Linked DNA regions of Homo sapiens: region 1 is linked to region 2. Evidence: chromatin loops called from intact Hi-C (ENCODE). Cell type or tissue: heart right ventricle. All regions are shown on one strand. Links, peaks and the distances in the headings refer to the core of each region. The heading gives the core; the rest is flanking DNA. Region 1 overlaps RASAL2 (RAS protein activator like 2). Region 2 holds the start of CRYZL2P-SEC16B (CRYZL2P-SEC16B readthrough).

Region 1 (2,915 bases), core at 122-2,621, 100 kb before region 2:
CTTTGTATTTATTATATATCTATAACAACAAGGAATTTACCTTTCTTTTTCAAAATGTCCAATAAAACATGCTTTGTGGTCCACAGACAAAGGGTATTATATAATCTTAAAATTATAAATAAATCAGCCAATCACTGTTATATTTCTAATATTAAAAATAGCTAACACAAATAGCATTTACTAGATGGAAGGAACTGTTCTAACTACCTTATATATATAAATTGATTTGATACTCACAAAAGTCCTTCGAGGTATGTACTATCATCAACTCCATTCGGATGATCAGATGCAGTGACCATACCAAAAGGTATAAATTAAGAATTTTCATATAACTTCATGTCTACTGTCACATGACTGATAGTAAAATACAGCAATCACAAACATGTATCCTGATTTCAGAGCCCTTAGAATGTGAAAAAAATGTATGCAGCTCAGAATCAAATTAAATAGGGCATTTTCATACCATTTTAGAGATGAGAGAAATGAGAAAGAGGTTATACAGCTCGTTCAAGGTTATATGGCTTATACATATAATCTCTCTGTTATGAAGAGAGACCAACACAGTGCTGTCTATGATGCCTTAGTGTGTATGATAAAATCAGTTCTAATTCATGAAACTATTCTGAAAAAGTACTTTATGTAAAACTTTTACATTTGAGATATATTAATATGTGGTATAAAAGAATATCCATTATGACAACAATGTACAAAAGTATATGATATCATTCATATGACTATTTCAGGGAACTTCAGGAGAATCAGCTCATGACTTTAAGCATGGTTATCAATTTTTATTCTTTTTTATAAAGGTAGCCAAAAGATCTTCAGACTCCAAACAATTCTCCCTGTGCAGTCAAATAAAGACATCTCATCACCATTTTTCTATTCCCATAATAATCTGAATTCTTAACTCAAGTTTCCAAAAATATAATATTTTTCTTCCTCTTCCTTCTGCATAGCTAACAGAAGGTAGAAAATACACGTGGCACTTCTCCTGACAGCTTCTGGAAAGCACTGAGCAGGAAAGAAGTGAGAGCATCTCTGTTTCCACAATGCCTTTGGCAATCCAGAACACCTGCCCTTTAAATCACCCTCACTAGAGTAAGAACAATCTCTATAAAATATGACGCAGAAATGGCGACTAAAAACAGTACCAACATTAGATTCTTTATATATTCTTCCACAGTTTAAAAAAAGTTATTTGGTATACATTTAACTAAATCATCTGAGTCACAATCATGATTTCTTTGGCCACAAACAAATCATTTCACAAAATCTTTAACTCTACTTTTTGTTGACCATTTGAAAGCGTCAGTAAGCATCTGAGGCTTTCTTCCTAAAACCACTGACAAAATTTTTCATTCTGTGAAATGAAATTCCAAAACTTTTAAAAAGTCATTTAAAAGTTAACAGCTTTGCTAATAAATTAGTGCCCAATATTATGTCCTACTATATACCTCAGATGACAGAAGCATAGGCAATAGACTTCTCTTAGCACCAACAGAAAAAAAGCAGCTGGGATTGTATGTGCCTTAGAAATGTTCCAGAAAATCTGCTTCAGCACAGTAAAAACGGTGCCACACTCCACAGAAAAACAACAGAGGGAGACAGTAGAACTAACTTCAAATGCTCAATCCCCAACTTCCTTAAAAATGCAGTAATTGGGAGAAAGAGGACAGAGGAAAATATAACTTCAATTCTGCGAGCAGAAGCAAAACAGAGAAGGGAAAGTTCTGTCTCAGACCCTGCAGTTATTTTTAAGTTTCTTACTGAGAAGAATCATAGATCTACATGGATCCCTTCTACCCAAGTTTATTCTCTGGCTTTTGAAAAAAGAATAAAATCCTGAAACTAATAAACATTAGATTCTAAGACTCTGAATAACAAGAGAAAAATAAATTCCTCCACGGAAGTTAACTGCAGCTTACTGTCTCAAAATTTTGGAAAGCAGAATTATAGCCCTTGTGGATTTAAACTCTCCAATGGTTTCAACTACATTAAAAATTAAATACAAATAAATGTCACAACCTCAGAGGCCCTTAAGATCTGGCTCCTACTTACCTTTCCAATCTTATCCCCACTACATCTAATTAAAGGATAAAAGCCTTCAATTAGTTCTCAAAATTGTCAAGCTTTTCTTCTTCTAAAGCTCTGAACATATTATTCTCACTGCAGGGATAGGACTAGACCTTTATGTTTCAGTTTAAATATATCTCATCAGGGACACCTTTTCTTTTCTGGTTGTCTTATCTTTTCATCTTTTTTTTTTTTTTTTTTTTTTTTTTTTTTGAGACAGAGTCTCACTTTGTCACCTAGGCTGGAGTACAGTGGCGCAATCTTGGCTCACTGCAACCTCCCCACAACAGGTTCAAGGAATCATCCTGTCTCAGCCTCCTGAGTAGCTGAGATTACTGGCACCCGCCACCACGCCCCGGTAATTTTCGTATTTTTTGGTAGAGACAGGGTTTCACCATGTTGGCCAGGCTGGTCTCGAACTCCTGACCTCAAGTGATCCTCCTGCCTCAGCCTCCCAAAGTGCTGGGACTACAGGCATGAGCCACCACACCTGGCCAAGTCCTTTAAGGGAAAAAATAGAGTATCTAAGAAACACTGGGAAACCCTTCACATAATTTCTTTTAATCTTCACAAGAAACCTTAGATACTATTATTCTAGATGAGGAAATAGATTTGATATGAAGATTAAGCAGCTGGTCCACGGTCCCACAGGTAAAGCAAAGACTCAAGCCCAAATGGGTCTAATTCCAAGCCTACAATCTTTCTGCTACATTATATTGCCTCTCTGTTTGAAAGAAAACTATCTTACCAGAAGGAAATGCTTAATTAAATACAGAGCTACAAAAGGACAGTGGTTTACATAAAAATCTATGAACTGAAAATCTGGATAATTAATTTCA
Region 2 (2,915 bases), core at 249-2,748:
TTCACTGAGACAGAGAGCCAAGAAATGTCAATGTTAAACCCGCAAATAAGTGGGAGAGCTGGGCTTGAACCTGAGACTACTCTTCTGCCAGATGTCTTTTAAAGACATCAGGCTGTCTTTAAAAGTTACCTGTCAAACGAAATATTCTCTCCAACATAATGTGTGCTTCTCTTATATAGCTAGCCTATAAATATTTGGTTACTGTTGCAATAGAGATCTACCCAATTTTATAATATTTCACAGATTATATTGTATATTTTCAATTCTTCCAGAGTGTGCTTATTCGCCTAGTGTGAATGGTCTGTGTTGGTCTTCGAGTCAACAATCATTTATTGAGCATCTACTATGTGCCAAGCATAATACTGGCATTGGGGACATGAGAACCAATGCTCTTCCACTCTCCCCGTGGTGGGTTTTGGTCTGATTTTAACTGGAAGTATTATTTGGATTTGTGTAGGCTCATTCAACATTGGATCATTAGTAACTCTTTGGATTTAGTGTAAATGGTCCTGCAAATGTGAGAAAATTAGTAACAAGAATTGAACTCTAACAAGGTGTTCAAATGCTGACTTTAAAGCCTTCACCTAGGCAGGTGTGGTGGCTCACACTTGTAATCCTAGCACTTTGGAAGGCTGAGGCGGGCAGGGCGCTTGAGGCCAGGAGTTCGAGACCAGCCTGGGCAAAATGATGAAACCCGTCTTTAAAAAAATACAAAAATTAGCCAGATATGGTGGCGCACAACTATAGTACCAGCTACATGGGAGGCTGAGGCGGGAGGATGGTTTGACCCTAAGTGGCGGAGGTTGCAGTGAGCCGAAATAGTGCCACTACACTCCAGCCTGGGTGACAGAGAAGGACACTGTCTCAAAAATAAATACATAAATAAAGCCTTTACCTGTGCATTTAGGATTTTTTGCACTGGCAGAGGACCCAATAACCTTTATCTATGTATCATCTGTCTGTCTGTCTATCTATCTAATCGATAGAGAAGGTCTCACTCTGTCACTCAGGGTGGTGCGATCATAGTTCACCGCAGCCTCCAACTCCTGCACTCAAGCGACCCTCCCGCCTCAGCCTCCTGAGTAGCTGAGACCACAGACACTGGCCACCACCCGCCTTGGCCTCCAAAAGTGCTGGGATTACAGGCGTTAACCACCCAGCCAAGAACCACTATTTAAATGTCGCCAAGTGTGGTTTAAAAAGTTTCCCAATTTTGAGGGGGGCAAGGGTTGAAAAACTATTAGGTACTATGTTCAGCACCGAAGTGACGAGATGATTCGTACCCTGAACCTTAGCATCACACAATATACCCAGGTCACATCTGCACATGTAGCCCCTGAATCTAAAATAAAAGTTGAAACTACAAAAAAAAAAAGTCTCCCAAATTTGTTATAAAAATGCCAAAGAAGGTTAATCTCGGGTAATCGAATTCCGTTTCCTGGTGTTTTCCTTTATTCTTTTTTTCTTCCAGCCGGCTCCACCTCCAGAGAGGCCCAACAGGGAGCTCGCGCGGTCGTTTGGTCTCGGCGGCCGTAGAAGCCGGGCGCACTGGACCGGAGCTGCCCCGCCGGGGTTGGGTCGTGGCTGCCAGGGCGCGTCGCCAGGAGGCCTCGCGGGCCGCCCTTCCGCTCTCCCGGGGCTGGGCGGCGCTGTCCGGCTCTTCCTGCCGCGCTCTGGCCACTCCCCCTCGCCCCTCGCTGGGCTTGGCCTTGGCGGCCGTGCTCTGCAGGCAGTGCCTCCCTCGGGCGTGGGTCTGCAGGTGCAACCCCGACTCCTCCCTGAGCCCCGCAAGGCAGTCCCAGGGTGCTCCCGGCGGGGCTGCCCGACTGACCCTTCCCTTGTTTTGTGTTGCAGGAGAGCCGGACAGGGCAGCGGCCGGCACTACCGCGCTGCGATTTGCGCAGAGCTGAAGAAGCCCCTGACCATTGAAGAGGTGGCCCCCGCCCCGTCGGGCCTCACGAGGTAGGGGGCTGGCTTATCCCCTTCTACCCTCCCCTTCTCCCCGCCACCACACACTCCCCGCAGGCTTCCTTCTTGAATCAAGTTCCCAGTTCTGAAGCGAGGGGGCGACCGAGAGAGTGGAGGGCAACTTCGTCCTGGGATAGCTAGGGGGCTGAAGCCCTTTCCAAGGTCTAAAGTGCTAAAGGAAGATTGTTCCCCCAAAACACGCCTATAGGCCTCTTTCTCAATGCTCAGAGCTGTTGCCTTAGAAACAGAGAATTCTGATTTGCACACGACTTTGTATGTGCAAGTTATTGGTTTAACACAGGTACATGGACCTCATCCTTTGCTTCCTTCCACCTCAGTGCCGGAATCGAATTATTCGGCCTCTGCCTCCCTGAAACCAGCCCGGTAACCTCCGTGTTTCCATGTGAACATACGCCTCTGGTATATTGCAGACATTTGGGATGGGGTTCGTTTAGGGATGTGGGCAGCTGGTCCACTGAAATGTGGACATCATTTTGGCCTTGCCTATTGACCACTCTAGTAACACAGTGTCATCTGGTGTGGAGATGAGAACCTCAGACAGCGTGAAGCAGATAGTGGGCCTCAGTGTTGGAGACCTTCAGGGAGAGGGAGAAAGGCAGCCATAGCCCTGAAGTGTTACCAGCATGGAGCCTGTTAACTAACATGGCTAACACGGATTATTTGAATGAGCACATGATGGCAGCCAATCTACTTCCTGGGATTCACATGCTGAACGACATTCATCCTCAAATCATCCTTAAATCTAGGTGGAGTGGCTGGAGAACACATGTGTGCCCTGTGCATGCCTGTCAATAACTGATGTGTCCTGCATGGAATGTGTCCAGGCTGAGGGCTAGGCTCCTTTGTTCTGTTATTTGTCCTAGACATTGCATTGTAAGGAATTAGCCCATGAGAGCTGTGACTATGTTTGTTTTACTCACTACTAA

What was found. Peaks named below come from ENCODE experiments on the same cell type or tissue, not always from the same donor. Only the 100,000 strongest peaks of a DNase experiment are listed, where the experiment ranks them.
Region 1: it touches region 2 in a loop (2.8-fold over the local background); 3 of 110 quality-filtered maps call a loop at or near these places.

Annotation. Positions count from the first base shown.
Region 1 is chr1:178,136,131-178,139,045 of GRCh38, reverse strand. The region is part of intron 1 of RASAL2 (RAS protein activator like 2); the gene reads right to left. Among named protein-coding and RNA genes, the nearest start is that of RASAL2, 43 kb to the right of the region's middle. In heart right ventricle, for the core only: a CTCF peak has its summit at 1,595; no DNase peak of the experiment used is centred there; H3K27ac peaks cover 1,074 bases.
Region 2 is chr1:178,036,741-178,039,655 of GRCh38, reverse strand. It overlaps CRYZL2P-SEC16B (CRYZL2P-SEC16B readthrough), which reads left to right and starts at 1,680. Exons shown (of 32, transcript NM_001356506.2): 1 at 1,680-1,759; 2 at 1,855-1,962. It also overlaps the pseudogene CRYZL2P. In heart right ventricle, for the core only: CTCF peaks have their summits at 1,586 and 1,798; a DNase peak (open chromatin) is centred at 1,675; H3K4me3 peaks cover 1,642 bases; H3K27ac peaks cover 2,396 bases.